2 separate regions of the Homo sapiens genome follow, and region 2 is linked to region 1. The links are chromatin contacts, found by Hi-C or POLR2A ChIA-PET in ENCODE. All regions are on one chromosome and are shown on one strand. The core of a region is the stretch at or near the end of the contact, and the rest is flanking DNA. Distances in the headings are between cores, read along the strand shown.

Region 1 (5,394 bases), core at 2,737-5,236:
CACTTTCTTATCTTTTTATTTAGTTATTTTTTTTGAGACAGCGTCTCTCTCTGTTGCCCAGGCTGGAGTGCAGTGGCATGATCATGGCTCACTACAGCCTCCATCTCCTGGGCTCAAGCCATCCTCCCATCTCAGCCCTGACTAGCTGGGACTACAGGCACACACCATCGCACCTGGCTGATTTTTGTATTTACTGATAGAGACGGAGTTTCACCATGTTGCCCAGGCTGTTCTCGAACTCTTAGGCACGAGCGATCCACCCGTCTCAGCCTCCCATAGTGTTGGGATTACAGGTATGGGCCACTGTGCTCACTGGCTCGCTCAGCCAGCTCCACTTTCAAAATACACGTGGAATCTAACCACTTACCACTACCTCCACTGCTGTTACTTAGTTCAGGCCACCATCATCTTCTGCCAAGATTAGTGCTTCTACTCTTACCCCTTACCCTCATAGTCTATTCTCAACACAACAGCTAGAATGATCCCTTTAGAGATATAAATCTGATCAAGTAGCTCTTGTGTTCAGAACTCTCCAGGGCTTTCAGTGGTGACCGGCAAAATTGTTGCCATAATTGAGAAGGCCCTGCATGGTAAGGCCCCAGCTACCTTTTTTATCTGGTCTCTTAGCACTCTCCCCATCACTCACTCTGAATCAACATAGTGATCTCCTTGCTATTCCCATAGCACCTCAAGCAGGCTCCTGCCTCAGGGCATTTGAATTTGCTGTCTCCTCTGCCTGGAACACTCTCCCCCTAGATATCTACATGGCTTACACCCATTAAGTCAAGGCCAGTTTCTGCTTAAGGGCTCCTTATAAATTCTTCTCTGACTAACATCTAAAATAGCAGCTACCTGACACCACTGTCTAATCCCTACCCTGCTTTGTTTTCTTAGCATATATCCCTGACATTACATACTTGTTTTCTCTCCTCGAACTAGTAAAGATCCTTGCGAGCAGGGAATTTGTTTTGTCCATTGCTCAGTAAGCACCTACATGAGTGCCTGGTCTGGCATATAGTGGGAGTTGAATGAATATTTTTGATTGAATAAATAGGAGGTAAGGACAGGATGGGAAGGCAAGTAAGTAGGTTTCTCGATTTCAGGACATTCTACATTTTCTGTTACTTACATGATAAGGAAGTCAGGGGAAGTGGTAAGGGTATAGGTCAGAGATTTGTAGAGATCGTGGAGAGCAAGTTGACTAGAAAAATATAATGAAATTTCTAGTCACAGTTCACAGTCCTTTTTTTTTTTGAGACGGAGTCTTGCTCTGTCACCCCGGCTGGAGTGCAGTGGCGCGATCTCAGCTCAATGCAAACTCCACCTCCCGGGTTCAAGCAATTCTTCTGCCTCAGCCTCCAAAGTAGCTGGGATTACAAGTGCTTGCCACTGCGCTCAGCTAATTTTTGTATTTTTAATAGAGACGGGGTTTCACAATGTTGGCCAGGCTGGTCTCGAACTCCTGACCTCATGATCCACCCACCTCAGCCTCCCAAGTGCTGGGATTACAGGTGTGAGCCGCCGCACCTGACCCACAGTCCATTTAAAGTTGGTCTTTATTAATGTAGTGACGCCAATCTGTTCAGCAGGACACTTTTTCTTTTTTTGAGGTGGAGCTTTGCTCTTGTTGCCCAGGCTGGAGTGCAATGATGCAATCTCAGCTCACTGCAACCTCTCCTCTCAGGTTCAAGCTCTCCTGCCTCAGCCTCTGGAGTAGCAGGGATTACAGGTCTTCACCACCACGCCCGGCTAATTTTTGTATTTTTAGTAGACAGGGTTTCACCATGTTGGTCAGGCTGGTCTCAAACTCCTGACCTCAGGTGATCCACCCGCCTCGGACTCCCAAAGTGCTGGGATTACAGGCATGAGCCATCGTGCTCGGCCTCAACAGGACAATTTTTTTGTTTTTGAGATGAAATCTTGCTCTGTCACCCAGACTGGAGTGCAGTGGCGTGATCTCGGCTAACTGCAACCTCCGCCGTCCAGGTTCAAGCGATTCTTCTGCCTCAGCCTCCCCAGTAGCTGGGACTACAGGCATGCGCCACCACACCCAGCTAATTTTTGTATTTTTAGTAGAGACGGGGTTTCACCATATTGGCCAGGCTGGTTTCTAACTCCTGACCTCGTGATCCGCCCACCTCGGCCTCCCAAAGTGTTGGGATTACAGGCATGAGCCACCACGCCCAGCAACAGGACAACTTTCTATGACAAGGTACAAGCAAGGAGAAACACATAGGTCCATCCAGGGTGAGGGATTTCGTTGGGGAAAAAGGAGTGTTGTGGTGGGATTAAGATTAAGTAGGGGCAGGACTGTATTAATGTACCACTGAATCTAAAATGGATAAGGAAGGAAGTGAAGAGGGGATTAATGTATAAGAGATAAAGTAGAGGCTTTCAACCGATTAGATGCTCTGCTCTGATAAAGTGAAAGAACAGGCCGGGTGCAGTGGCTTACGCCTGTAATCCCAGCACTATGGGAGGCCGAGGCGAGCGGATCACCTGAGTTCAGGACTTCGAGACCAGCCTGGCCAACATGGCGAAACCTGTCTCTACTAAAAATGCAAAAATTAGCTGGCTTGGTGGCGCACACCTGTAATCCTAGCTACTCGAGAGGCTGAGGCAGTAGAATTGCTTGAACCCAGGAGGCGGAGGTTGCAGTGAGCTGAGGTTGCGCCACTGCACTCCAGCCTGGGCGACAGAGCAAGACTCCTTCTAAAAAAAAAAAGTGAAATAACAGTAATAACAGTTATGCTGTAATTCTATTTTTTTTGGGGGGGGGGAACAGTGTCTCTGTCACCCAGGCTGGAGTGCAGTGGCACAATCATGGCTCACTGCAACCTCCGCCTCTCCTGGGCTCAGGTGATCTCCCACCTCAGCCTTCCGAGTAGATGGGACCACAGGCATGCGCCAAAACGCCTCATTAAACTTTGTATTTTTTGTAGAGATGGGGTATCGCCTTGTTGCCCAGGCTGCTCTCCAACTACTGGGCCCAAGAGATTCGCCTGCCTCAGCCTTCCAAAGTGCTGAAATTACAGGCGTGAGCTACTGCATCAGGCCTATAATTCAAAAGTAGTCAAGCTGAGAGAATAGCAGGCTGTGGTTGAAAAGAGGGTTGTTCAAATTACTGAGTCGTGACGCGATAGCGTTTGGAGGGACAAGGTCCAGGTTTTAACTGGGATTGGGAGGCTGATATAAGGGTCGCTAAAGACGAGGCCCGATGTTGAATGGGTTGGCCACATAGGCTCTGAAATTATCAAAGATGGTCAGACGGGAGACAGACAAGGAGCTGGATACACAGATCGGCAGATTATCTCCAAACGGGGTGAAGTAGGTGACAGAGTCTAAGGGGAAGGGCTGAAGAAGCAAGTGTTTTTACAAGAGGTGACAGCACCTGGCACATAATCCCGACCTCTGCAAACTGAGACCTGAGAATACTAATTCATGTGAGAAAGTTTCAAGGGACGCAACATTCTCGGGACAGCCAGGTCTCTGTCCCAGGAAGGAGCGGAGAAGTTTAGAGACAAGCTGATCTAAACACGAGAACCTCTGAGGAAGACCGGCTTGAAGGCAGGAGATTGAGGAGGGGACCGAAGCGACGGCAAACCCTACACTCCTCTGCTCTTTAGTTACTTTCCTCCCAGCCAACCGCCCAAGCCACACCAACCTCCGCAATAGAAAACGCTCGGAGAACACGATCTCCCGCCCAGCTCTTTTCAACTCCCCGCGGAAGTGCTCACACCGGAACCCCTCTGTGTCCGCACTTTGCCATTGGCCGAGGCTTCCGCCCGCTTCCATTCGCTTCCTCCCACAACTCAGTCGGGCTGCGCGGTCCGTAGGAGTCACTTCCGCCTCGTCCCACCCCGCCCCCCGGTCCCTTTCTAGCAGCTTCCGGCTTCGGTCCCGCCCCGCCCCCTGTGGCCCCGCCCCGCCCCCGCCCCCGCCCCTGGCTGGCGGTCCAGCCCCGCGGCGCCGCTTCCGGTGCGGGCCCCGCCCCGGCTGTGGCCCCCGGCTGCGGAGGAGTCCGAGACGCAGCTGCCGCGCCGGGGCCTGAGCTGCCGCCTCCTCCGCCGCCCGAAAACCCGGAGTGCCCCGCACAGGTAAGTGGCCCGGGTCCGGGCTCCCTCAGGCATGGCGGGAGAGGAGGCTGCGACAGGTGGAGGGGCCGAGGCCAGGAGCCGAGGCAGGTGTAGAGAGAGAGGGGAATGCGCGAGTCGGGGGCGCGGGGACCGCGAAGGAAAGTGAGAGCGCCGCGGGAGCCCCGAGCGCCCTGTGCCCATTAGGGCATTTGAGATAAAGCGTTTGAGATAAAGCGATGAGAAGGGTGAGGGGCCCTGGAGCTGAGTGGGCGCGCAGATAGGTGGGGCGGGGGCCATCGGAAGAGCCAGCGGATTGGCTGGGAGGGTTGGTAGAGGTAAAAATGATAGGGCTGAATGGGGGGAGGTGAATAAAGAATGGGGGGAGGCGTGCAGGGGTGACCGGGAAGGTGGGCTGTGGGGCTTACAGGGGCCCGGGGCCAAAAGAATCCGGCAGCAAAAGCAGGGGAATGGTCAGCAGGCCGGGTTCAAAGCTGCAGGTAGTCCGTTGTACCCGGCTTGGTGGTCCGGGAACTTTAGGGGAAATGGGGGAGGGGCCCGTGTGAAGGGATGAAGAGGTTTAGATTTGAGACATAAGTTCTCCAAATGTAGGCAGGTGGCATTGTTTGGATCGCTGGCTGCTTAGGGACTGCGGGAAAATGGGCTCTTTGGGGGAGGGTGTGTGTATTGAGTTGTAGAACTGAGTCATCTCAGTCTTACTATAAGAGGCTGTGGGAGGGACACCTCCCCCTCTGCTGGGGACAGCATTCAGAGAAGATGGTGCCACAAGACAAGAAGCAGTTGTTCAGTGACTGGCAGGACTTGGTTGAGAAGTTATTCCGATCGTGATTGATTGACTGTAATGACTATGAGGACATTTAAAATGAACACCGAATTATTTGCTTTATTCTGTAATTTTCTTTGACCCAAATTGTTTTCATTTTAAATGAACACTTTTGCCAACTGAATTTAATGTGGATGTAAATCTTGTCATGCTTTTTTACACTGTAAGAAGAGCTAAAGCAGAATGAAAGTATTGCTGCAAGCGTAACTCACACTTTCTGAAGTGCCAAGAGAGGAAGTAAAGGCAGTAAGAGGCAAATTGGAATGCGAATCTTTCACAGAACACAAAAGGCACAAACAGGGCTATAAGATAAACAGAAAATGAGAATTTTTAATCTCTACTAATTGGCCTAGCTTTAAAAATTGTACCCTTTTTTACTCTAACCTGGAAAAAATCTTAAATCCAAGCAGTTTTTATTGCTGAAGATGTGATTACTTCTCCGTGAATTTTTGAAGATACTAAAGACACTTTGTTTTT
Region 2 (5,012 bases), core at 977-3,476, 470 kb after region 1:
TGGGATTACAGGCGCCCGCCACCACACCCAGTTAATTTTTTGTATTTTTAGTATAGACAGGGTTTCACTGTGTTGGCCAGGCTGGTCTCGAACTCCTGACCTTGTGATCCTCCTGCCTCGGCCTCCCAAAGTGCTAGGATTACAGATGTGAGCCACTGAGCCAGGCCCTCCCTCTCTTTTAAAAAATAAAATAATAATGTCACTTTGGACTCATGGATTAATAATAAAAAAAATCTATGTGGGCCGGGCACTGTGGCTCATACCTGTAATCCCAGCACTTTGGGAGGCTGAGGTGGGTGGATGGCTTGAGGCCAGGAGTTCAAGACTAGCCTGGCCAACATGGTGAAACCCTGTCTCTACTAAAAATACAACAATTGGCCGGGCACTGTGGCTCATGCCTGTAATCCCAGCACTTTGGGAGGCCAAGGCAGGTGGATCACGAGGTCAAGAGATCGAGACTATCCTGGCTAACACGGTGAAACCCCGTTTCTACTAAAAAAATACAAAAAAATTCGCCAGGTGTGGTGGCGGGCACCTGTAGTCCCAGCTACTGGGGAGGCTGAGGCAGGAGAGAGGCAGAGCTTGCAGTGAGCCGAGATCACGCCGCTGCACTCTGGCCTGGGTGACAGAGCGAGACTCCATCTCAAAAAAAAAAAAAAACAATTAGCTGGGTGTGGTGGCGGGTGCCTGTAATCCCAGCTACTCGGGAGGCTGAAGCAAAAGAATCACTTGAACCCAGGAGGCGGAGGTTGCAGTGAGCTGAGATCATGCTGCTGCACTCCAGCCTGGGCAACAGAGCGCGACTCTGTCTCAAGAAAAAAAAGAGAGAAAAAAATCCACGTGGTTATTACTTTTGATAGTCTAATTGTCCCAAATTTGGTTGGTGGTAGCCCTTTCAGACTGGTTCTTGTGTCCTTTTGACTTGCCTCCATTAGTTATTGAGTACTTTCTTCTTTATGATACCACAAGATGTTCCAGGCTAACCTTGTATTTCCTTTTCCTGGCTTGGGACCAGCCATATATATTTTTAAAATTCTGTGTTCATACTGATACCTCCGCTTTGAATCCAACACCACAAGGCTCTTTCTTACCTTTCCGCGGTCTGAATTGTATCTCCTACAGTGAGAAACCACCTTCCCCAAATAATCAGCACACTGATTCATTTGCCCTCTCCTGTAGTATACGGGCAAAGCTTTAGAGTCGTCACAGCAGTACCAGCAGTAAGAGTAAACTTGCTAAAATTCATGACTTGTTTGCAGTTTCTTTTTCTTTTTTTGAGACAGGGTCTTGCTCTGCCGCCCGGGCTGGAGTGCAGTGGCGCAATCACACTTCATTGCAGCCTCGACTTCCTGAGCTCAAGTGATCCTCCCACCTCAGCCTCATGAGAAGCTGGGACTACAGGCGCACATCACCATGTCCCGCTAATGTTTTTTTTTGTTTTGTTTTTGTTTTTTTGAGACGGAGTCTTGCTCTGTCGCCGGGCTGGAGGGCAGTGGCACGATCTCGGCTCACTGCAACCTCTGCCTCCCAGGTTCAATCAATTCTCCTGCTTCAACCTCCCGAGTAGCTGGAACTACAGGCACATGCCACCACGCCCAGGTAATTTTTGTATTTTTAGTAGAGAACAGGGTTTCACCATATTGGCCAGGATGGTCTTGATCTCTTGACCTGGTGATCTACCCGCCTCGGCTTCCCAAAGTGCTGGGATTACAGGCGTGAGCTACCATGCCTGGCCATGTTTGTATTTTTTGTAGAGACGGGGGTCTTGCTGTGTTACCCAGGCTGGTCTCGAACTCCTGGGCCCAAGCGATCCATCTGCCTTGGTGTCTCAAAGTGCTGGAATTCCAGTCATGAACCACTGCACCCGGCCTGTTTGCAGTTATTTTTGCCCTTGAGGTTTATCTTTCTAGGAGAACATAGGAGAACCCAGAATTACTGTGATCAAAAGTTACTTGGGCTCTTTTTTTTTTCTTGTCTGTGAGATTGTTATCAATTTAAAGTATAGTTAGCTTGATTTGTTTTTGTTTCAGTTTTAGAGTTTGCTTTTCTTTTTGGTTTAAGTTTTTGAAATATGGAAGTCATTTTATGTGTACAAGTATATTAAAAAAACTTATTAATAAGTATATAAAGAATGGAAGTCTCTCTACTCATCGTAGCCCTTCCGTTATGTAGGTGACTATTTCATTACTTTCTGGTTGATTCTTCCTGTGTTTCTTTTGCAAAAATAAGCAAATTCATATGTGCATTCTTACTTCCCCTTTCTTACATAAGGGGTAGCATATGATTTACACTTTTTGTGCTCTGCTTTTTTTTTTTTACTTAATATATCCTGGAAAGCATTCCACAGCAGTTTACTGAGCTCATCTTTATTCTTTTTTTTTTTTTTTTGAGACATGGTTTCACTCTGTCACCCAGGCTGGAGTGCAGCAGCGAAATCTTGGCTCACTGCAACCTCCGCCTCCTGGGTTCAAGCGATTCTCCCACCTCAGCCTCCTGAGTAGTTGGGATTACAGGCTTATGCCATCATGCCTGGCTAATTTTTGTATTTTTTTGGTAGAGATGGGGTTTCACCATGTTGGCCAGGCTGGTCTCAAACTCCTGACCTCAAGTGATCCTCCTGCCTTCGCCTCTGAAAGTGCTGGGATTACAGGTGTGAGTCACCATGGCTGGCATCTTTTTTACATCTGTGTAATACTCTATTGTATGATGCACCTCGTATATTCAAATAGTCACATTTAGGTTGCTTTAAGCATTTTGCTAATGCAAATAGTGTCATGTCGAATAACGTGTGTGTTTGTCATTTCTTATATCTGGGTAAATGACTAACAGGAGCAGGATTATTAGGTTAAAAGGAAAATATATTCTTATTATCTTCTCTTCCTTTTTTTTAATATGAAAAGTATAACATACAGACTGTTGTACATCTTGCTTTTTTTAACTACTCATCTTTTTGGAGACTTTTGCATATCAGTACCCAGAGAACTGCTTCCTCTTTTTAAAATTTTTAACAGCTGCAAAGCATTTTTAAAAATAGCTGCGGAACAGTCCATTGTATGACTACCATTGGTTTAATCAGTCCCCTATTGATGGTTTCTAATCCTTTGTTATTCAAAACAGTGCCGCAATTAATGCACCTGTGTATGGGTATCATTTCCTGATTGTCTCTATCATACCCTTCTCTTCTCTTTTTGTGGTAGATGTTACTGGGTTTTTGTATCTGTATTTGATCCCATATCACAAAAGAGTCCGAAGATTGTAATTGCCCGATCTTTTAATCAGGTCCAGAAGAATTTGACTGGAATGCTAGAAGTTTGTGTGTGTGTGTGTGTGTGTGTGTGTGTGTGTGTGTGTGTGCTTTTTTTCCTTTGAGACAGTCTTGCTCTGTTGCCCAGGCTGGAGTGCAGTGGTGCAATCATGGCTCACTGCAGCCTCTACCTCCTGGACTCAAGCAATCCTCCCACTTCAGCCTCCTGAGGAACTGGGACTACAGGCACGCACCATCGTGCCTGCCTAATTTTTTATTTTTTGTAGAGATGGAGTCTCACTGTGTTGGCCAGACTGGTCTTGAACTACTGGGCTCAAGTGATCCTCCTGCCTCGGACTCCCAAAATGCTGGGATTACAGGTGTGAGCCACTATGCCCAGCCTGAAGTTTTTATTTTAAAGCAAACTTCTCATGGAAGTCTAACACACAGGAGATTGCACAAGTTGTAACTGTATGCTTGGAGAATGTTCACAAAATCCATACCTTTGTGTATCCAGAACCCCGACCAAGAACAGATGCCGGGCCCCCAGTCGCTGCCCCATCAAGGGTAATACTATCTTGACTTCTAACACCATAGATTTAGTTTTTCCTGTTCCAAAACTTTAAGCAAATTTCTGCCCAGCTTTTAAATGTTGCATTGCCTTAGCACTTGGTTGTGGACCATTTTCTGCTGTTGACTATATAAATGTCCACCAAAGTCACTGTTCTAACAAGGTGATTGCTGCTTGGTTTCCTTGGCCTTAACTTGCCAGTGATTACTTAGCATGGGTCAGCCAGGCCTCCTGCTGAACTCCCAGGAGCAGAGCATGTTTGTACCCTCCAGATTCCTATAAGACGCCCTGTCCAGGTGTCCCCCAGCGTCTCTACCCTGTATGTCCCTAGCACAGCTGCTCGTCCTCCCCTGGAACCTCCGCCTCATCTCACACAGGCTTGTCATGATGGGTCTCCACCATCCACTCGGGGTTAAGTGGGCAGGGAGTCTTCCAATTGCTCCCTTTCCCCTACTCCTTAAAACCAAGACCCCTTCAAACTTGTCTCCTAAGGGTCTCAGGAAGCACATCCTGCCCACCTTGCCTTTCCAGCCTCATCTGCTGCCCCCTCATTTGCACTCTGCTTTGGCCATAGTGGCTTTCTTTCCCTTATGATGGGTGGCTCATGCCTATAATCCCAGTGCTTTGGGAGTCCAAAGCGGGAAGATTGCTTGAGGCCAGGAATTTGAGACCAGCTGTGCAACACAGCAAGACCTCCTCTCTACAAAATATTAAAAAATTAGCATGGTAGTCTGTCCCTGTAGTCTAGCTACTCAAGAGGCTGAGGCAGGAGGATGGCTTGAGCCCAGGAGTGCCACTTTACTCCAGCCTGGGTGACAGAGTGAGACCCTGTCTAAGAAAAAAAAAAATGTGAAGCTCCTTCCTAGTAAGGAACTGTCCCTGTACGATGCTTTCCCATCTGCCTAGAAGGCTGTTTTGCCCGGGGAACTCCTCTTCATGCTTCAGGTTTTTACTACCACTTGTATTTAATTTCCCTGAGGCTGGGTGCAGTGGCTCATGCCTGTAATCCTACCACTTTGGGAGGCTGAAGCAGGTGGATTGCTTGAGCCTAGGAATTCAAATTAGCCTGGGCGATATGGCGAAACTTAATCTCTACAAAAAAATATAAAAATTAGCTGGGCCTGGTGGTGCATGCCTGTAGTTCCAGCTACTCAGGAGGCTGCGCTTGGAGGATCACCTGAGCCTGGGGAGGCTGAG

What was found. A loop is a pair of places that touch in the nucleus more often than their neighbours do. ChIA-PET counts read pairs that join two places held with the same protein, here RNA polymerase II (POLR2A). Pooled maps may share reads with other maps.
Region 2: a map with no recorded cell type shows a loop between it and region 1 (6-fold over the local background). The contact joins the enhancer-like site here to the promoter of ARID3B in region 1. A Hi-C loop is called at or near these places in 1 of 37 single-sample maps with no recorded cell type and 2 of 50 pooled maps. POLR2A ChIA-PET finds 5 or more read pairs at or near these places in 2 of 52 experiments (GM12878 and activated B cell).

What each region holds. Positions count from the first base shown.
Region 1 is chr15:74,537,234-74,542,627 of GRCh38, forward strand. It overlaps ARID3B (AT-rich interaction domain 3B), which reads left to right and starts at 3,987. Exons shown (of 9, transcript NM_006465.4): 1 at 3,987-4,097. LOC124903528 (a long non-coding RNA gene) reads right to left here and starts at 3,855. Exons shown (of 2, transcript XR_007064719.1): 1 at 3,665-3,855. RefSeq lists enhancers at 3,243-3,372, 3,307-3,848, 3,423-3,572, 4,923-4,982 and silencers at 3,873-4,232, 4,749-4,933.
Region 2 is chr15:75,006,130-75,011,141 of GRCh38, forward strand. All of the region lies in intron 1 of SCAMP5 (secretory carrier membrane protein 5), which reads left to right. Among named protein-coding and RNA genes, the nearest start is that of SCAMP5, 13 kb to the left of the region's middle. Within about 2 kb of position 2,227, at least 3 of the 41 ENCODE cell types and tissues checked have a DNase peak (open chromatin) inside an H3K27ac peak, as active enhancers do; they include GM12878, where a contact is called at or near this core.